Linked DNA regions of Homo sapiens: region 1 is linked to region 2. The links are chromatin loops, found by intact Hi-C in ENCODE. Cell type or tissue: heart right ventricle. All regions are shown on one strand. Each heading gives the region's core, and the rest is flanking DNA. Links, peaks and the distances in the headings are about the cores only.

Region 1 (10,536 bases), core at 1,574-9,573, 280 kb after region 2:
TAAAAACAAGGCAGCTGCCCTCGGTGTCTTCCTTTTTTATTTATCTACTCCTTTAGTACTGCTCTACATACAAATAAAGACTGCAACAGTCTGAAGACGACAGAGTAGAAGGGGCAGTGGTGAGTGAAGGAAACATATTGCTTCTTAGAAAACATAAGCAAACATTTTTTTAAAACTCCTAAAGCAGTACCAGGTTAGGATTCAAGTTTTTCTCATACTCTGTCATCTCAATCTTAAAGAGTCAGATGATGGAGAAAGGCACGCCCACAATTATTTCTCAGTACAGCAGAGCTTCTCTGTACAAAACCCTGACAGATACTGGAATTTGGCAAGGAGCTTTTTACACCCACAAACCATTTCATTATAAATCTTTGATGGCAATTCAACCAGCACCCAAATGAATAAAAACAGGAATAAGAGCAACTCCATGCAAGTATACATATCCGAACAATGAAAAATACAACACAGTGCTGAGACTACATATGGGTCTCCTCATTCAAAGATGGAGAAAAGGAAATAAAAATAACAATAGTAAATAAAAACAACAACAACAAAAATAGGCCCAAGGAATACAGAAAATCAGCTTGAAAACAATGAAAATTATCACCCACAGAAATCAAAAGAACATTTTAGAATACTTCTTGTCATATTTCATAAAATGCAAAAAGACATGATATCTAGGAAATAGGAACCAAAAACCCTAGAGAATATACAGGATGGGGTAAGAAAGTATATTAGATGAGGGAAAAAAGCAGGGAAATTTAAAATGTAAATAATAGGCCTGTCACGGTGACTCACGTCTGTTATCCCAGTACTTTGGGAGGCCAAGGTAGGAGGATTGCTTGAACCCAAGAGTTCAAGACCAGCCTGGGCAACATAGTGAGACCCTGTTCCTACAAAAAATAAAAAAATTAGCCAAGCACAGTGGCACATGCCTGTAGTCCCAGCTATTCAGGAGGCTGAAGTGAGAGGACTACTTGAGCCTGGGAGATGAAGGCTGCAGTGAGCCATGACGGTGCCACTGCACCCAGCCTGGGCGACAGCAAGACACTGTCTCAAAAAATAAAAATGTAAACAATAAAATCAAAATTCACATGAGCTGCAGTAAATGCCAGAAATATATGGAAGACAGTGTTTAATGAGACTCAGAAGAAAGGGGCAATCATATTAAAATGAGACATAACATGTTAGAAATAAAGGAGAGAAATCAGAGATTCAAGCTAAGAGTCAAGAAGAAACCAATATAAACAGGGATAAAAGCATAGTTAGACATAATCACACATTTTCCAAATAAAAATATATAAACCCACATATAGATACACCCTGGGGTAATATTTAACAAATTATGGTGTTTGCTGCTTTGGTCATGAACCTCTCTGAAATACAAAATGCTTGAAAAACTGAAGGAGAAACAGAGAGAGAGAATGTGTGTTATATTTGAGAAGCAGAACAAACAGAACAAGGGGTTATGACACAAAAATCCTGCACACAGTGTTGTCTTTCCATGGGAGGGCAAAAGAGAGAATTCTCAGGTCTGCAAGGCAGAGAAAATTTAACACTGACAAATCCTTGCTGAAAAATAATCACTTAAAAATGTACCACCATCAACAGATAAAACAAGAACTATAAATAAAAAAAAATACTGTTGATAAGCCTTGAAATCAGTTGAATAAACCAGTCTAACAATGACTATGAATTTGGTCATAAAGCTGCCTCTGCCTATACTCTATACATAAGAACTTAGTGTCATATATAGCAGTAAAAATGGTAATTTAATAATAATAATATAGGCCGAGCGCAGTGACTCACGCCTGCAATCCCAGCACTTTGGCAGACCAAGGCAGGCTGATCACTGCAGGTCAGGAGTTCGAGACCAGCGTGGCCAATGTGGCAAAAACCCATCTCTATTAAAAATACAAAAATTAGCCAGGCATTGTGGTGCATGCCTGTAATCCCAGCTACTTGGGAGGCAGAGGCAGGAGAATCACTTGAACCTGGGTGACAAAGTGAGACTCTGTCTCAAAAAATTAATTGATTAATAATATAAACAGCCAAATGTAGTGGCACATGCCTATAGTCCCAGCTACTTGGGAGGCCGAGGTGGGAGGATCACATCGGGTGGGGACTGGGGAGGGCACAGCTTGCAAGACTGCGCCACCGCACTCCAGCCTGGGTGACAGAGTGAGATCCTGTCTCAAAATAAATATATAAAATTAATAATAATAGCTGGACGCGGTGGCTCACGCCTGTAATCCCAGCACTTTGGGAGGCCGAGGTGGGTGGATCACAAGGTCAGGGGTTCGAGACCAGCCTGACCAACATGGTGAAACACCATCTCTACTAAAAATGCAAAAATTAGCTGGGCATGGTGGCGGGCACCTGTAATCCCAGCTACTCAGGAGGCTGAGGTAGGAGAATTGCTTGACCCTGGGAGGCGGAGGTTGCAGTGAGCTGAGATCACGCCACTGCACTTCAGTCTGGGCAACAGAGCAAGACTCTGTCTCAAAAAAAAAAAAATTAATAATAATATAAACACACCAGACTTTACTAATAAAGGCCAGACTTAGTTTAGCTATGTGCTGAATTCCAGGTTTTATATAAAAAGGAGTCAAAATACACTATTTTACCTTATGTTTTTATTAAGTACAGAAATATAATACAAGTAAAAAAATTTTGGAGGTCAGATCATCATGAGTACAGTGACTTTTATAATCTGTATTATTAAACATATATTCAAACAAAATTGTACCCAAAGCCTAATAAGAAAGACTGACAAAGGCAAGGTTGCCGATCCCCATCTTGCTGTGTCACAGTAGCCCTGGAGGTTTCAGGACCCTGAAGAGTCAGATTAACTACCACATTAGCAGAAATAAGGATCAAACCTATACCTTCTAAATCACTAGAGAAGAGAAAAATGCTAGCCAATGTTATTCGTAAATCAGTAACATTTATGTATATATTCATTTGTGTGTGTGTGTGTATATATATATATACACACACATATCTACTTCAAACAGCTCAAAATTACTGAAAAAAAAAATGTACCAAATGTTTAATCCCAATTAATGGAATTATGAGTGACATATTTTTCTGTATTTTGTAAAGAGCATGTATAATGGTTTTTTTTTTTTGAGACAGGGTCTTGCTCTGTTGTCCAGGCTGGAGCGCAGCAGCGTGAACTTGGCTCACTGTAGCCTAGAGGTCCTGGGCTCAAGCATCTTCCCACCTCAGGCTCCCAGTAGCTGGGACCACAGACACACCACCATGCCTGGCAAATTTTGTATTCTTTTATAGAAATGGGGTCTTGCTGTGTCATGCATGCTGGTCTCAAACTCCTGATCTCAAGCAATCCTCCTGCCTCAGCCTCCCAAAGTGGCAGGTATGGGCCACCATGCCCGGTCCTTTTTACTTTCTTATTTTTTTCTTGACACGAAGTATCACTCTGTCGCCCAGGCTGGAATGCAGTGGCGCAATCTCGGCTCACTGCAACCTCCGCCTCCCAGGCTCAAGCAATTCCCCTGTCTCAGCCTCCCAAGTAGCTGGGACTACAGCCGCTTGCCACCACACCAGGATAATGTTTTATATTTTTTTAGTAGAGACAGGGTTTCTTTTCAACATGTTGGCCAGGGTGGTCTCAAACTCCTGACCTCAAGTGATCCACCTGCGTTGGCCTCCCAAAGTGCTGGGATTACAGGTGTGAACCACCATGTCCGGCCCTTTTTACTCTTTAAAAACTATGAGTCAGTCATGCCAAATTGCATGTTCAAAATATATTGATAAAGTATTTTCTAGTGATATCTATTTAATTCCAGATGAAGCATTTTAAAGGTTTCTTTTGTAAGCACAAAAAAGTTTGGGTGAGTAGGTTATAAAAGGTACAAAAAGCAAAATGGGCTAAAAAGTCCTTTGAAATAGCTTATAAAATTCAACAATATTAAAATAATTTCTCTGGAATGGGAAAACAACACTTTATACTTATTCCCACAGTTCTAGATGAAATATAACACTCCACATATCTATTTCTCCAATATAAATTCAATCATTAAAATACTACAGTATAAGATTTCCAATTTAAAGGTAGTGTTTAGAATGCAGGAACCTGGTTCCTACTCAGATTCCCTCAATTAAAGAAAAATACCCAAATGTTTATTATTTCATTGTTATTTGGCTATAGTAATTACTTCTATGATATGTACATAATCCAAATATATATAACAAATGGTGCTTGCTATAAAATATCTTACCAAATTTTAATACTTACTCTTAATAAATCATCTATTCTTCCCTCCCTCTTCTCTAGGTCAGAATTCTTACTGTTTTCTAGTGCAGATATTTTTTCTATTGTGAGGTTGGACTACAGAGACAAAGGTAAAACAAATTTAGGATTAGTCTCAACATGTTATATGTCATCACACTCTTCTCGTTACCTTTCTTGGGGGGAAAAAAAAGCACTTGCTCACACAAATGGCCTAGAATCACATGGCTTAAGAAATGAAATCTGCTTGTCTCATCTCATTGTTCAAGTCCTCTGCTGGGTTCCTTACGTCCCACTACACCTACACTTCAAATACATGTTAATTCTGGAATCAAATGTATGAATTCTCACTACTGTGCACTGAACAATGTAGAAACACGTTACTCCAGAAATGAAACTAACTTTGAATAGAAAACGATCTCACAGGAGACTTGACACAACTCTCTAAGGAACAAATGCGCCATCTGGTGGAAACAGAGAGCAATCAGAAGGGAAGAGAAGAAGCTACCTGAGTGCTCAACTATCTAACTGAACTGTACAAGAGCTGGTGATTTAGATAAAATTCAAATGTGCTCCAGGGAGTTGTATACCTCTTGAGATTTAAGAAATTCTCCTAGATTGCCAACGATCCTGTCTTGAAGATAATATATACAGTATCAAAAGAGGCTTCAAGAAAACCCAGTATACTCAAAACTACAAAATGGAAGCTATAGCCACCATCCTTTGCAGATACAATCCTCAAATGTTCAGAACACTCCCTAAATTAAAGAGTTTCTGAACACAATTTAAGGAGTAAACCATGTTGGTATCTCACATCTGAGAGAAGTTTAGCCAGGTATAAATAAGTAAGCAGGAAAAGGAATACATTAACTACTTTCATAAATTAGGGAATTAACATTTATTGAAAGCCTACTACAAGTACACTACTAATAAACATTTCGTATACACTGTCTGAGATCATGAGAATCAACCACATTTTCACAGATGATTTGTACTAAGAAAAACTGAGGCCCAGGCCAGAATCTGAACTTAGGCCACAGTGCCAGAATCTGAACTTAGAGGCCTTCAAAGTGTAGGTACTTTTCTTCTGTGGAATACTGTAGGAAAAAAAAAAAAAAGTGTGCACTTTCCTTAACACCATGCTTTAGCATAAGCATTTCTGCTACAATACACCAGAAGAGTAAAGAAAAGCCTCAAAAAGTTAAAGCACCTTCCAAAGGACTTTAAATACCCATAATGCAAGTTCTGAATATAATACACACAAATAATGAGGTGGTCAGAGAAGTCAGAGAAGAATGACAGACTACACAGGTTAGCCCTTATTCCTACACAGCAGGTATCCCCCTCAATTGATTATCGATCACCAACCTACCTGGGTCTGTCTGTGCTGGATGGAGATCTGTTTTTGGGAGCTGCAGGAATGCTCTGTGTTGCCAGATCCCGTAGATGAGGGACTGTTTTGCTGAGCCTACAATAAAGGTGCATTACCAATCACAGGAAAGTTTGGCATCTTTTTCCACAAACACTTGTATTAATGCAAACAACTCCATAATTTGTATCTCCACAATACAAACCCCTTCTTATGAAAGTGAGAAGTCAGGGCCACGTGGCCAAGAAGAAAGTAAAACAATTCAAATATGAGACAAAGGGCTAGACATGGTGGTTTATACCAAGTTCCTGTAAACAGGTTTAAAGTATCAAATGCTTACAAATGAATTTTTAAAATATGAAAATTAGAGAAAATGAAAAGTTATTCCTGTAATAACTTGCCTTTTTCACTTGTATTTTCATATGCTTTAGTCAGAAAAGGCTAGTGAAGCATCCAATGCACAAGGGGATGCACGTAAAGGACTGTGAAACACTATTCAGAATAGTCTCCTAAACACACAAACATTATCCATGAACACACAGCGGTCTAAAATCCAGGTTGATTTCTAATACTGTCACTTGCTGACTGGGCATTCTAAGGCATTTTAAATTTATATGGTTTAGGTTCCATAATATAATTAACCTATTCAGGTTATTAACCTATTCAGGTTAATTATATTATATTCTCAATAGTACTTTTTTTTTTTTTTTGAGACAGAGTCTCGCTCTGTCACCCAGGCTGGAGTGCAGTGGCGCGATCTGGGCTCACTGCAAGCTCTGCCTCCCGGGTTTATGCCATTCTCCTGCCTCAGCCTCCCAAGTAGCTGGGATTACAGGCACCCGCCACCATGCCTGGCTAATTTTTTGTATGTTTAGTGGAGACGGGGTTTCACTGTGTTAGCCAGGATGGTCTTGATCTCCTGACCTCATGATCCGCCCGCCTCGGCCTCCCAAAGTGCTGGGATTACAGGCGTGAGCCACCACGCCTAGCCTAATAGTACTTTTTAAAACAAGGTAAAACTGCAGCTAACAAAGTATGACCCATCACAGACGTAAGTAGAAAATATTCAATATTCTGAGGATCATGGAATAGTAAAAATACAGTACGACTATCTCATCAGAGAATACAGCATTTCCACAAGTGAATTTCTTCTGATACTTTCTACATATTCTTTTGATTACTGTTCTTACTCATTATTAACAATGGTATAACCACCATCTATTCAACAAGTTACTGTAACCTAAATGTTTCACTGTCATTGTCACAGGTTAATTCTTACAAAATCCTATAAGGAGGCTGGGTCAGGTGGCTCACCTGTAATCCTAGCACTTTGGGAGGCTAAATCAGGTGGATCACTTGAGGCCAGAAGCTTGAGACCAGCCTGGCCAACATGGCAAAACCCCATCTTACTAAAAATACAAAAATTAGCTAGGCACGGTGGTGCACACCTGTAATCCCAGCTCCTCAGGAGGCTGAGGCAGGAGAATTGCTTGAGCCTGGGAGGCGGAGGTTGCAGTGAGACGAGATCACACCACTGCACTCCAGCCTGGGTGACAGAGCCAAGACTCTGTCCTATAAGGTGGTTGTAATTATTAGTTCCATTTTACAGATAAATAAAATAAAAATCAGAGATATTAAGTACCTATGTGGGTTCACAGAGCTAGTGGGTGGGGTGACAAGAACTGTGGGTTGTGTCCACAATAACTGCTCTCAATGACCACAGTAGACTGTTACCACCAACCTGTGAGCAAACTAGCACTTCCTACACACGATTTCATTGAAGGCTCACAACAGCCTTATCAGATAGGCAGCATTATTAACGCCATTTTAATGTATCCATTCAATGACTATTTATTAAGTACTCCCTATGTCTAAGCACTGTGCTAGGTGCTAGGTGCACATGGCCAGGAGAAACCACAGACTCAGTCCTTACTCTGCCTTAATGAAGCTTACAATCCAAAAGAAGATTTACTAAACACTTGGTAAATATTTGTTGAAAGAAACTGTTGAATAAACAATCATATAATAAATACACAATCACAATTAGGAGAAGTGCTAAAAGAGCATATAACAAGGCACATAACCTAATTTAGAGGGTCAGGGATAAACCTTTAAAAAGTTTATGATTTGAGGCTGAGCACAGTGGCTCATGCCTGTAATCCTAGCACTTTGGGAGGCCGAGGCGGGTGGATGACCTGAGGTCAGGAATTCAAGACCAGCCTGGCCAACATGGTGAAATCCCATCTCTACTGGAAATACAAAAAATTAGCCAGGCACAGTGGTGCACGCCTGTAATCCCGGCTACTGGGGAGGCTGAGGCAGGAGAATCGCTTGAACCTGGGAAGCGGAGCTTGCAGTGAGCCAAGATTGTGTCACTTCACTCCAGCCTGGGCAACAGAGCGAGACTTTGTCTCAAAAAAAAAAAAAAAAAAAAAGTTTATCATTTGAGGCTGGGTGCGGTGGCTCAGGCGTATAATCCCAGCACTTTGGGAGGCTGAGGCAGGTGGATCAGCTAAGGTCAGAAGTTGAAGACCAGCCTGGCCAACATGGTGAAATCTCATCTCTACTAAAAAAAAAAAAAAAAAAAACAATACAAAACAAAAAAAATTAGCCGGGCATGGTGGTGGGCGCCTGTAATCCCAGCTACTTAGGAGGCTGGGGCAGGAGAATCGCTTCAGCCTGGGAGGTGGAGGTTGCGATGAGCTGAGATCACACCACTGCACTCCAGCCTGGGTGACAGAGCAAGACTCCATCTTGCGGTGGGGGTCTCGGGGGGAGTGCCAAGTCTATATAATTCCAAATAACTAAAAATGTTCTCTACTCTAGGATGCAGCAAATCCAATCTTTCCTTACTAATTAAGGGTCATCATTATGAACCTCAAGTATTATAATGCACTAGGATACGAGCATTCTTTCCTTCAGTTATCATTTGATTGCTTTTACAATCCTCTCCTTTTACAATGTGTTTCTATTTTTTTATTTTTTATTTTTACTTTTTTTTTTTTTTGAGATGGAGTCTTGCTCTGTTGCTCAGGCTGGAGTGCAGTGGCACGATCTCGGCTCACTGCAAGCTCTGCCTCCCAGGTTCACACCATCTCCTGACTCAGCCTCCTGAGTAGCTGGGACTACAGGCGCCCGCCACCACTCCCGGCTAATTTTTTGAATTTTTTTTTTTAGTAGAGATGGTGTTTTCACCGTGTTAGCCAGGATGGTCTCGATCTCCTGACCTCATGATCCGCCCACCTCAGCCTCCCAAAGTGCTGGGATTACAGGCGTGAGCCACCACGCCCGGCCCTACAATGTGTTTCTATACAAATGACTGTCTGAACTATATTTATAATAAGAGCCAATAAGAATCAAATGATTAGACTGGGTGCAGTGGCTCACGACTGTAATCCCAGCACTTTGGGAGGCTAAGGTGGGCGGATCATGAGGTCAGGAGTTCAAGACCAGCCTGGCCAACATGGTGAAACCCCGTCTCTACTAAACATACAAAAAAAATAATCTGGGCGTGGGGGCAGGTACCTATAATCCCAGCTACTCGGGAGGCTGAGGCAGGAGAATTGCTTTAACCCAGGAGGCAGAGGTTGCAGTGAGCAGAGATCATGCCACCGCACTCCAGCCTGGGTGACAGAGCAAGACTCCGTCTCAAAAAATAAAAAATAAAAAAAATAAAAAAAAGAATCAAATGATTAAAAAACACTTCTACAGATTTCTAGATATATGGTATATTGGTTTAAATATGCTTATATCTGATTCTAAGTTTTCTTCCAGCAAACTGAGGGTGTTAGAAAGTGATTTAGTGAGATATTTCTAAATTAAAGCTCACATAGGGCCGGGTGCAGTGGCTCATGCCTGTAATCCTGTCACTTTGGGAGGCCAGGGCAGGCAGATCACGAGGTCAGGAGTTCAAGACCAGCCTGGCCAATATGGTGAAACCTCATCTCTACTAAAAATATAAAAAATTAGCCAGGTGTGGTGGTGCATGCCTGTAGTCCCAGCTACTTGGGAGGCTGAGGCAGGAGAATCGCTTGAACCTGGAAGGCAGAGGATGCAGTGAGTCGAGATCGTACCACTGCACTCCAGCCTGGATGACAGAGTGAGACTCTGACTCAAAAAAAATAAAAATAAAAATAAAAAAGACACACACACACACACACACACACACACATATATATATGGCCCAATGATAAGTAAAATGCAAAAGTAAACTGAGGAAGTAGGCAGTTAGGAAGTTCAAAGTGTGTGCACTTAATTTCCGTGGAATACCATAAACAAAAAACAGTGTGCGCACTTTCCTTAACACCATGCTGCAGTATAAGCATTTCTACTCCAATACACTAGAAGGGTAAAGAAAAGCCTCAAAAACTTAAAGCACGTTCCAAAGGACTTTAATTACCCATAATGCAAGTTCTGAATATAATACAAACAATGAGATACCAACAGAGAAATAGAGAAGACAAAGGGGAATCATAGACTATCTAAGGTTAGCATTTATTCCTATGCAGCAAATATACCCCTCCACTGGTTATTGATCATCAGCCTACCCGGGTCTGTCTGTGCTGGATAGAGATTTGCTTTTGGGAGTTGTAGGAATGGCTCTGTGTTGCCAGATCCCATAGAAGAGGGATCTAAAAGGCCCTTTACAGATTTCTTGATATATGGTATATGGGTTTAAATATGCTTATTTCTGATTCTAAGTTGTCTTCCAGCAAACTAAGGGCCCTTTACAGATTTCTTGATATATGGTATATGGGTTTAAATATGCTTATTTCTGATTCTAAGTTGTCTTCCAGCAAACTAAGGGTGTTAGAAAGTGATTCAGTGTGATGTTTCCAAATTAAAGCTTTCTGTAAAAATACACATATAAATAGCTCATTGATAAGTAAAAATGCAAAAGTTAACTGAGGAC
Region 2 (10,536 bases), core at 958-8,957:
CTGAGTAACCAGGAGTTCCCAGACCCCCGAGAACCCTGCAACCTGTGTACCTGTCTTGGAGGCTTCGTGACCTGCGGCCGCCGGCCCTGTGAGCCTCCGGGCTGCAGCCACCCACTCATCCCCTCTGGGCACTGCTGCCCGACCTGCCAGGGTAGAGCCACACCTGCCCTTCCATTCCCCCTGCTGGGGCTCCCGGGGTGCCTTTCTCACCGATTCCACTTTCCTCCCAGCCCTCCCACTGCCTGCCGCTCCACCATACTTTTCTCTCACTCTCCGACTCCCTCACCTTTGATAGAGGTCCCGGGCACGGCTGTGTGTTTGTATGTATGTGTGTGTGTATGTGTGGCTCTGTGTGTGTGTGGCTGTGTATGTGTGTGTGTCTGTATGTGTGTGTGTGTGTCTGGCTGTGTGTGTGTGGCTCTGTGTGTGTGTGGCCGTGTGTATATGTGTGTGTATGTATGTGTTGCTGTATGTGTGTATGTGTGTATCTGTGTGTGGCTGTGTGTGTTGGCCTGTGTGGGTGTATCTGTGTATCTGTGTGTGTGTGTTGCTCTGTGTGTGTGTGGCCGTGTGTATATGTGTGTGTATGTGTTGCTGTATGTGTGTATGTGTGTATCTGTGTGTGGCTGTGTGTGTTGGCCTGTGTGTTTGGGTGTATCTGTGTATGTGTGTGTGTGTGTGTGTGTTGCTCTGTGTGGGTGTATCTGTGTGTGTGTGTTGCTCTGTGTGTGTGACAGTGTATGTGTGTCTGTGTACGTGTGTGTGTGACCGTATGTGTGTCTGTGTATCTGTGTGTGTGGCTGTGTATCTGTGTGTGTATGTGTGACTGTGTGTATATGTGTGTTTGTGTGGCTGTGTATGTGTGTGTGGCCCTGTGTGTGTGTGTGTGTGTGTATGGCTGTAGCTGTGTGTATGTGGGTATGTGTGTGTGTGTCTGTATTTGTGTCTGTGTATGTGGGATGTGTGTGTGTGTGTGTGTATGTGTGTGTGTGGCTGTGTGTGGGTGTGTATGTGGGGGGGTCTCTGTGTGTGGGTGTGTGTGCATCTGTGTATGTGGGGATGTGTGTGTGGCTATGTGTTTGTATGGCTGTGTGTGTGGGTGTGTATGTGTATGTGTGTGCGTGGCTATGTGTATGTTTGTGTGGCTGTGTGTAGGTGGGTATGTGTGTATGTGTGTGTGTGTGTGTGTATGTGGCTGTGTATATGGGTATGTGTGTATGTGGGTGCGTGTATGTGTGTGTGTGGCTGTGTGTTTATGTGTGTGTGTATGAGAGTGTGGGTGTGGCTGTGTGTGTCTATGGCTGTGTGTGTATATGGGTATATGTGTGTATGTGTGTGTGTGGCTGTATGTATATGTGGGTGTGGTTGTGTATGTATGTGTGTGTGGCTGTGTGTGGGGGGGTGTAGGTGTGGCTGTGTGTGTATGTGTGGAGGGGGAGGGGCTGTGTGTGTATGTGACAGTGGCAGTTCTGTTGATGGCAGGTTTTCTGTTGCACTCCCACCTGCTGTGTGTATATGCGTGTATGTATGTGTGTGGCTGTGTGTGTGTATGTGGTTGTGGGTGTGGCTGTGTATATGGGTATGTGTGTGTGTGGCTATGTGTGTGTCTGTGGCTGTGGCTGTGTATGTGTGGAGGGGGAGGGGCTGTGTGTGTGTGTGACAGTGGAGGTTCTGTTGATGGCAGCTCTTCTGTTGGACTCCCCGCTCTGCCAGGATGCCGCTACCATGGCGTCACTACTGCCTCCGGAGAGACCCTTCCTGACCCACTTGACCCTACCTGCTCCCTCTGCACCTGCCAGGTGAGGCAGCCCCTTTAGGACCTTGGTAACCTTTCCTCCCTTGATACTCCTCTCTGGCCAGGAAGAGGCTGTCTCCTCCACTCAGGTGGCAAGGGCTACACTCTGCCCTTCACATCTCATGGGACAGGACTGGGCTCAGGTGTCCCGGGCCAAGGGAGGGTGTTTGGGCCCCTGCAGGCTCAGTAGGGGCTCCAGCCCTGGGGAAATGTGCAGTCCAGTTGAGGGTGTGATGGGCCTCTCTCCCCCAGGAAGGTTCCATGCGCTGCCAGAAGAAGCCATGTCCCCCAGCTCTCTGCCCCCACCCCTCTCCAGGCCCCTGCTTCTGCCCTGTTTGCCACAGTGAGCTGCCTTCCTCATGCGCGGCCCCCATGCCCTTCCCCGCCTCTCCCTCCCCCTTCCCTTCCTGCCAGGCCTAAGGCTGGGCCGAGCAGGGCAGGGTGGCACAGGCCCCCCACCCAGGAGGTGTGTCCCCCACAGGCTGTCTCTCTCAGGGCCGGGAGCACCAGGATGGGGAGGAGTTTGAGGGACCAGCAGGCAGCTGTGAGTGGTGTCGCTGTCAGGTATAGCAGGAGGTGGGGGGTGTGGAGTGACAGCTGGACCATAGCACCTCTGGGCCCCAGCCTAGGCAGCGAGCCAGTGTCCCTGCATCTCCTACAGGCTGGCCAGGTCAGCTGTGTGCGGCTGCAGTGCCCACCCCTTCCCTGCAAGCTCCAGGTCACCGAGCGGGGGAGCTGCTGCCCTCGCTGCAGAGGTATGGCCGCCTGTAGCCCTACCCCTTGCTTCAGCCCCTTGGCCCTGTGTCCCTCTGTCCACCCCACCTCCCTCCCCTCAGCCAGCTCTTCTCCCACCTCCCTGCCCCAACAACTGGCCCTTGCATACACCCTTGCCACCTTCAGCTTCTCCTACCTCTCCCTGTCCGGGACTGCCCAGACCATCCCTCTTCCAGGTGCTGGTTAGAGTTCCCTCAAAGCTGCCTGTCTTGGGCTGGGTGCAGCGGCTCACATTTGCAATCCCAGCACTTTGGGAGGCCAAGGTGGGAGGATCACTTGAACCCAGGAGTTTGAGGCTGCAGTGAGCTGCATTTGCACCACTGTGCTCCAGCCTGGGCAACAAAGAAGACTCTGTCTAAAAAATAAAACAAAAAGCTGCCCCTCTTCCTAACCACACCCCATTCATCATCATCATCATCATCACCACCATCATCATCATCATCAAGATACCTGACATTCAGTGAGCAGGTAGCATGTGCCAGGCCCTGAGCACTTTACGTGTATTATCTCATTTAATCAGCACAACAACTTACCAGATAAGCACTCTTAGTCCTCCTATTTTACAGACGAGAAAGTGGAGGTACAGAGAGGTAGAGAAGGTGGCAGAGTCAAGATGGACACTTGGACCATCTGGCTCTGAACTTGAGCCTTTCTTAGCCTGCCCACTGCCCCCTCGTCCCACACCCTGCGCAGTGTGGTGGTGTTTCTACAGAACCACAGAACTGTCATAGCATTTCACTTGCTCTGGGAGGGAGGCAGGACAGAGGAAATCCCCATTTAACAGATGAGGAGACTGAGGCCCGGAGAGACTGAGTTACCTTGGGCACATGGTTAGCGATGGAGCCATTCACCTGGTCCACATGCATTTATGACACAGCTGCTGCATGCCAGGTCTGTGGCCGGTGCGGGCTGCACTGGGCAGTGCCTGCTGCCTGGAGCTTGGTCTTGAGAGCAGGTAGGAACAGAACAGGATTAGAACCCAGGTGTTCTGAACCCCTCCCAGTGCCTTTCCCCTCCACAACAGACAGGAGTTCTGCCCCATCGCACCTTCCCGCCATATCCCTGCAAACTCACTCCTGGCGCCACGTGCCTAGCTGACCACTGAGGGTGGGGGCCAGGAGCAGATGTCCAGATCTCAACCTCCGAGCTCGTCCCTGCCCACTTTGCACCACAGGCTGCCTGGCTCATGGGGAAGAGCACCCCGAAGGCAGTAGATGGGTGCCCCCCGACAGTGCCTGCTCCTCCTGTGTGTGTCACGAGGGCGTCGTCACCTGTGCACGCATCCAGTGCATCAGCTCTTGCGCCCAGCCCCGCCAAGGGCCCCATGACTGCTGTCCTCAATGCTCTGGTACTGGAAGCCTGGGGCGGGAGGGGAAAGGCGAGGAGGGAGCCCTGGGCCCACACCTCCCTGCCGCTGCTGGGCCGGGTGGCAGAGACAGGCAGTTGGAGAAGTGGCCTCCGTCCTTGTGCACACTCCACTCCCTGGGATCAGGGGGAGGCTGGAGATAGAGGACTCCACCCCTGCCTCGCTGCCAGCCTGAAGGACCCCTGGTCCCGTTCTGCTCTCACTCCACCCCAAAGACTGTGAGCATGAGGGCCGGAAGTACGAGCCTGGGGAGAGCTTCCAGCCTGGGGCAGACCCCTGTGAAGTGTGCATCTGCGAGGTAGGTGAGGGCACAGTGGTGGGGCTGGGGCACCTCGTCGGGGGGGAGTGGGCAGCATGGGATGAGGCCCAGCCAAGCTGGTCACTGCATGGAGCAGGCACTCTGGGGGCCAAAGGAGTGTATCCCTGTGGCCAGGAGACAAGGCAGGGTTGGGGCCAACAGGGCCAGGAGGTCTGGGTTTAGACAAGGAGCGCAGGTTCCAAGTGTGCAGGAGGCCGTAGGTGGCCCCCCTGGCTGCAGTGCAGGGCGGGTGTGTATGGCCGGAGAGCCACCTGGGACGTGGCTAGGGGTCATATTGTGGAGATTCTATTTGCAAGGCCATGGAAGGGCTTGGAGCAGGCAAATGACATCACAGGTCAGGGTACTAAGCCATGGGCCTGGGGAGGAGGATGGCATGAGCCTGCCGGAGGATCAAAGGTCACATGAGGGCTCAGGCCCAAGTGACTTAAAGGAGAAGGAGACATCATCTCAGAGACTAGGGCATGGGGTGAGGAGCACGTCTAGAAGACACTGAGTCTCTCTTCAGCCTTGAGTTCAGGGCCCAAGACATGTCCCGGAAGAGGCTGCAGCAGGCAGAGGGAGGGGCCGGAAGTCCCGGCCAAGGGCAGCTCTGGGTTTTTGTGGCCCAGGACCCACCGCTGCTCACTCATTCTTGTAGCCACAGCCTGAGGGGCCTCCCAGCCTTCGCTGTCACCGGCGGCAGTGTCCCAGCCTGGTGGGCTGCCCCCCCAGCCAGCTCCTGCCCCCTGGGCCCCAGCACTGCTGTCCCACCTGTGCCGGTGAGTCCAGGGATGTGGGGGTAGATGAGATATGAGGTTAGGGCTGCCACCCCCTGCCGCCCTTCCTCACCAGTCCCAGCCCCAGATTCTTCCTGACTCCAGTGGACTGTTCTGGAACCCTATGCCTGGCCGGCGAGGGCTGCACCATCCCTAAGGGAACTGGGGAAGCTGACAGGAACCCTTTGCCTCTCCGCAGCTGGGTGCAGTTTGTGGAGCATCTTGGCCAGCAGGTGGCGCTGCAGGGCGACAGTTGTGCTGAGACGTGAGGCCCAGGCAGGCAGGGGGTAGCCCAGCCACAGGGGTGGGCGAGCTTTTTTTGTTGTCGTTGTTAGAGTAAAAATTTATTAAGATTGGGGGGAAAAGTAAAGAAACAGTTTTATTTTTATTACAAATATTGAAAGATGGCCAATTTCTGTCTCCTGGATTTAATAGTTGTTTACCTAACACAGCCATTTTACATTTGTTGTGGAGGGAATTTTTTTCTGTTTCTGGTCCTATACCAACACTGAAATGATAACCTACCTTTGCAATACAGGTGAACGTTATCCTTACATAGAAAAAACAGGCCGAGGTTGGTAGCTCACGCCTGTAATCCCAGCACTTTGGGAGGCCAAGGTGGGAGGATCACAAGGTCAAGAGATCGAGACCATCCTGGCCAACATGGTGAAACCCCGTCTCTACTAAAAATACAAAAATTAGCTGGGCATGATGGGGCATGCCTGTAGTCCCAGCTACTCGGGAGGCTGAGGCAGGAGGATAGCTTGAACCCGGGAGGCAGAGGTTGCAGTGAGCTGAGATGGTGCCACTACACTGCAACCTGGCAACAGAGCGAGATTCTGTCTCAAAAAAAAAAAAAGAAAGAAAAAACATACTTTTTTTTTTAATGATAATCCTATTTTCTCCAATTTGGTTTTTTTATTTGGGTTTTGGTTTTTTTGAGACGGAGTCTCGCTTTGTCGCACAGGCTGGAGTGCGGTGGCACAATCTCGGCTCACTGCAACCTCTGGATTCGAGGGATTCACCTGCCTCAGCCTCCCGAGTAGCTGGGATTATAGGCATGCGCCATCAAGCCTGGCTAATTTTTGTATTTTTAGTAGAGATGGGGTTTTAACATGTTGGCCAGGCTGGTCTCGAACTCCTGACCTCAGGTGATCCACCCGCCTCAGCCTCCGAAAGAGCTGGATTACAGGTGTGAGCCACCTCGCCGACTTTTCTGTTTTTTGTTTGTTTGTTTGTTTGTTTGTTTTTTATGGTGGTAAGACACTAAAATGTACAATCCTAACCATTTTTAAGTGTACAGTTTGTGGTATTAAATACGTTCATAATGCTGTGCAGTCATCCCTGGCATCCATCAGGGAGGGCTGCTCTGATCAACACTTGCTAGGGGGTGCTTCAGGGGAAGGGAAGAAGACTAACATTGATTAAGCACCTGTTCCATGCCACAGACTGTACTTGGTGCTCTTAATAAAGTCTCTCGCTTCATTTTCATAGTTACCCAGTGAGGGAAGTATTATTAATCTCTTTTTACAGATTAAGAAACTGAGGCTCAGAGAGGTGGATTAATCCAACCTAATAAGCACAGGCACTGAGTGCTGGCATCAGGATTCGAACCCGGGATGCCTGGCTGTGTGCTTCCCTGCGCAGTTGTAGCCACACTGTATTACAGATAGCGGGAGGGAGAGCAGGCCGCAGACTGGCCATTTTTAGTGACCTCAGGCTAAGGAAGCCATGGTTGGTCTGTTTCCAGTCACCTTGCACCCCCACCCGGCCCCAAATAATAGCCTAGCAAAGTTTCTTTTAAAACGTGTAAACTTGACTGAATTGAAGAGAAAGAGGACTTATCCTCCCTGGAGTCAAGGTGCTGGGATATGGGTATGCTCAGGAGTTCGAGTTAGAAACCTGGGGACACAGTGCATGGGGACAGCTGGGATTTCCAGCCCTGTGCCCCTCTTTCTGTCCCGCACTCTGGATTCTTGTCTTCACAGAGGCCTTGAGTAACTGTTCAGAGGGCCTGCTGGGATCTGAGCTAGCCCCACCAGACCCCTGCTACACGTGCCAGTGCCAGGTGAGCCCTCCTGCCTTGGGGACTCACAGAGCCCCTCTTCTTCCTTCTCTGTGGGCTGTGGCTGCCACTCCTCTCCCGCAGCAGCTCCAGGGCTCTCCATTCGCCCTGACATTTGCCCACTTGTCCTGACTGTCACATCCTGCCTATGCCTTACTCCTCCACCAGCTCCCTGAGATCTGCCATTCTCTACCTCTTGTGTTCACATGGGCAGGACCTGACATGGCTCTGCATCCACCAGGCTTGTCCTGAGCTCAGCTGTCCCCTCTCAGAGCGCCACACTCCCCCTGGGAGCTGCTGCCCCGTATGCCGGGGTAAGTGCCCAGCCTTGGCCTCCACCCTCAGAGAGGAGCCCAGGGGGAACACAGGAAGGGGAGGCATTCATGGGCCAAGCGGGCAGCCCAGGGTTTGTACTCGGTTTCTAGAACAGAATGCAGGGTTCATTCTTTTCTAGAAATGGAGGGGGGCTGTTCTTGAGGTGGAGAAGAGACCCATGAGGCAGGGGGAAGCTGGGATGAAGCCTAGATTCTCAAGGTCTGGCCTGATGCCTGTCAGGGGGCTCAGGATCCCCAGGCCCATGAAGAGGGCATTGCACTGCTGAGCGGGCAGCTGGCCCAGAGTGGGGTTCCAGCCTCTGGCCCTTTGGGCTCCTAGGACCCTAGAGACATCCTGAGCTCTGATGTGAGGCCTGATGTCTAATAGGCCCTGTGGATATTGGCTGAAGAAATCAACACCATCAGGGTGGTAGGGACACGGAGTGGGTGCTTTCCTGCCGTGAAATGCTGGGTAAGCTCCAAGGAGGGAGGATACAGCAGGAGGGACAGTGCCTGCCCATCCCATGTCTCCCCCCTCAGAATGTGTGGTGGAGGCCGAGGGCCGGAGAGTGGCAGATGGAGAGAGCTGGCGGGACCCCAGCAATGCGTGCATCGCCTGCACCTGCCATGTGAGCTGGGGTGGGCCTGGGAGGGTGGAGGATCTCGCAGATGGATAAAGGGAGGAGTGTCCAACACTCCACCAGCAGATATGGGGTCTTTAAGGGTCAGGGGCATCCCTGCACCGGGGCATGGAGCCGAAGGCTGGATTTCATTCCCCTCTTGAACTGTGAAGAATGTATTGTGGGAGGGGCAGGCAGAAGTCCATGCCCAGAGGCCCCCAGAAGCATGAGGCTGGGGACTCCGGCCCTGCAGAAAACCCCAGAACAATGATGTCTGTCCTCAGCGGGGCCATGTGGAGTGCCACCTCGAGGAGTGCCAGGCCCTCTCCTGCCCCCATGGCTGGGCGAAGGTGCCCCAGGCTGACAGCTGCTGTGAGCGATGCCAAGGTGCGCAGCCAGGGTGATGGGGGAGGGGTAAGCCAGACCTTCTGGGCATGTGGGAGGAGCAGCTGACCCTCCCAGCTCCTATCCCTTCAGCTCCCACCCAGTCCTGCGTGCACCAGGGCCGTGAGGTGGCCTCTGGAGAGCGCTGGACTGTGGACACCTGCACCAGCTGCTCCTGCATGGCGGGCACCGTGCGTTGCCAGAGCCAGCGCTGCTCACCGCTCTCGTGTGGCCCCGTGAGTGCCGCAATCTAAAATGGTGGGGAGGGTCAGGGTGGGGGCACATGGTACCGCCATCCTGGTGTGACCAGGCATCAGAGAGGGAGGCTGGGCTCCTGCCGCCAGCTGGGAGCTGGGGACAGTGCTGTTCCCAGTGCGACCACGATGTGGTGCCCTGACCTCACTCACAGGGAGCCTGGGAGCCAGAGTCCTGGAGATCCCTGGAGACTCCTGGGAGATGCTTGGTTTTCTGGGAGGGTCTGCGAGAGGCATGGCGGGGAGGGCGGTGTGTCTGACAGTGTCTGGGGCTGAGTGCAGGACAAGGCCCCTGCCCTGAGTCCTGGCAGCTGCTGCCCCCGCTGCCTGCCTCGGCCCGCTTCCTGCATGGCCTTCGGAGACCCCCATTACCGCACCTTCGACGGCCGCCTGCTGCACTTCCAGGGCAGTTGCAGCTATGTGCTGGCCAAGGACTGCCACAGCGGGGACTTCAGGTGTGCATCCCCTGTCTCTCTTCTCCCCAACCCCTACACCCAGCCCTGCTGACCATTGGCACCTGGGACTTTCCTGCCCACAGTGTGCACGTGACCAATGATGACCGGGGCCGGAGCGGTGTGGCCTGGACCCAGGAGGTGGCGGTGCTGCTGGGAGACATGGCCGTGCGGCTGCTGCAGGACGGGGCAGTCACGGTGAGCAAAGCCGAGGAGTGGAGGAAGGTGGATCCTGTGCTGTCCACCCATGTGCCTCGACATCACCCCTCCTCCCACCTCCTTTATCCTCCAGGTGGATGGGCACCCGGTGGCCTTGCCCTTCCTGCAGGAGCCGCTGCTGTATGTGGAGCTGCGAGGACACACTGTGATCCTGCACGCCCAGCCCGGGCTCCAGGTGCGGCTCCAGGGCGAGTCTGGGTGGGCTGCCTGCTGGGAGCTTCAGTCCTGTTTAGGCCTCTGTATCTGTAGAGGGGGTGGGGATGCCAGCTACCTCCTAGCCAAAAAAGGCAAGGAGTGGGGTACAGGGGTGTGAGGGGAGGTGGATCAGGGTCAGAGATCTCCCCAGGCAGTCAGAGGAGTTCTGAGTTCTGAGCCCGATTTCTAATCTCGGCTCAGCCTCTTAAGCCACCACCAGCCTCCTCTGGGCCACAGATTTCTCGTCTGTAAAGTGGGGAATGGGAAGGGTCAGTGGCAGTGGGGAGGATGTCAGCTGAAGTCTCCTGGGGGGGTGTCTCAGGTTCCTTCCAACTCTCATGTGGAAGAGTAATTTGCCCCCTGCCCCCAGCAGGAAACACAACTCGTAAATTCGTAGAATAAGGGTGTACACTTCTAATCCGGACCCTAATTGTGCTTTGTCCTCTGCAAGGCCCGAATGCCCATGAGAAAGTGAATCCCCGGAAGGGGGTTGCATTTCACCTGGGGCCCAGTGCAGGGATGGCAGCAGGAGAAGGTGCCCTCATGCAGGAGCTGTGGGCAGCTCCTCCTGTCATCTGTCTTTGCCCAGGGCTGGCACAGAATGTATCCACTTGGCCTTGGCCAGGGTGGTGTTTCTTCCAAGGGGAGCCTCCACCTGTCCATTCTCCTCCCCTACAGCACTGGCCGCACTGAACACAGTGCCTGGGGCCATGATGGACCCTGGGCTTCTTAAGGCCCCTGTCCTTCCCTGCTCCCCAGTCTCAGGCCTCTCCACACAGGTGCTGTGGGATGGGCAGTCCCAGGTGGAGGTGAGCGTACCTGGCTCCTACCAGGGCCGGACTTGTGGGCTCTGTGGGAACTTCAATGGCTTTGCCCAGGACGATCTGCAGGGCCCTGAGGGGCTGCTCCTGCCCTCGGAGGCTGCGTTTGGGAATAGCTGGCAGGTGAGTGGTACAGGAACCGGGGATGGGGATTAGGGGAGACGCAGCTGAGCATGAGTCTCAGAGCAACCCTCTGGCATGGA

Evidence for each region. Hi-C counts contacts between places; a loop is a spot of excess contacts. Peaks named below come from ENCODE experiments on the same cell type or tissue, not always from the same donor. Only the 100,000 strongest peaks of a DNase experiment are listed, where the experiment ranks them.
Region 1: a loop joins it to region 2, with 7 times the contacts of the local background. A loop is called at or near these places in 76 of 110 quality-filtered maps.

The regions. Positions count from the first base shown.
Region 1 is chr7:128,603,305-128,613,840 of GRCh38, reverse strand. No RefSeq gene overlaps it. Among named protein-coding and RNA genes, the nearest start is that of LINC01000, 33 kb to the left of the region's middle. In heart right ventricle, for the core only: a CTCF peak has its summit at 4,706 (motif pointing left); no DNase peak of the experiment used is centred there; H3K27ac peaks cover 392 bases.
Region 2 is chr7:128,878,478-128,889,013 of GRCh38, reverse strand. KCP (kielin cysteine rich BMP regulator) reads left to right here. Exons shown (of 40, transcript NM_001366122.1): 22 at 1-151; 23 at 1,714-1,799; 24 at 2,048-2,138; 25 at 2,277-2,359; 26 at 2,457-2,550; 27 at 3,744-3,917; 28 at 4,151-4,233; 29 at 4,892-5,012; 30 at 6,998-7,077; 31 at 7,289-7,388; 32 at 7,929-8,017; 33 at 8,293-8,395; 34 at 8,486-8,628; 35 at 8,929-9,101; 3 more. Among named protein-coding and RNA genes, the nearest start is that of SPMIP1, 17 kb to the right of the region's middle. RefSeq lists enhancers at 3,696-4,295, 4,520-4,779, 5,230-5,339 and a silencer at 5,085-5,379. In heart right ventricle, for the core only: CTCF peaks have their summits at 5,022 (motif pointing left), 5,240 (motif pointing right), 8,574 and 8,777; DNase peaks (open chromatin) are centred at 5,243 and 8,773; H3K27me3 peaks cover 229 bases.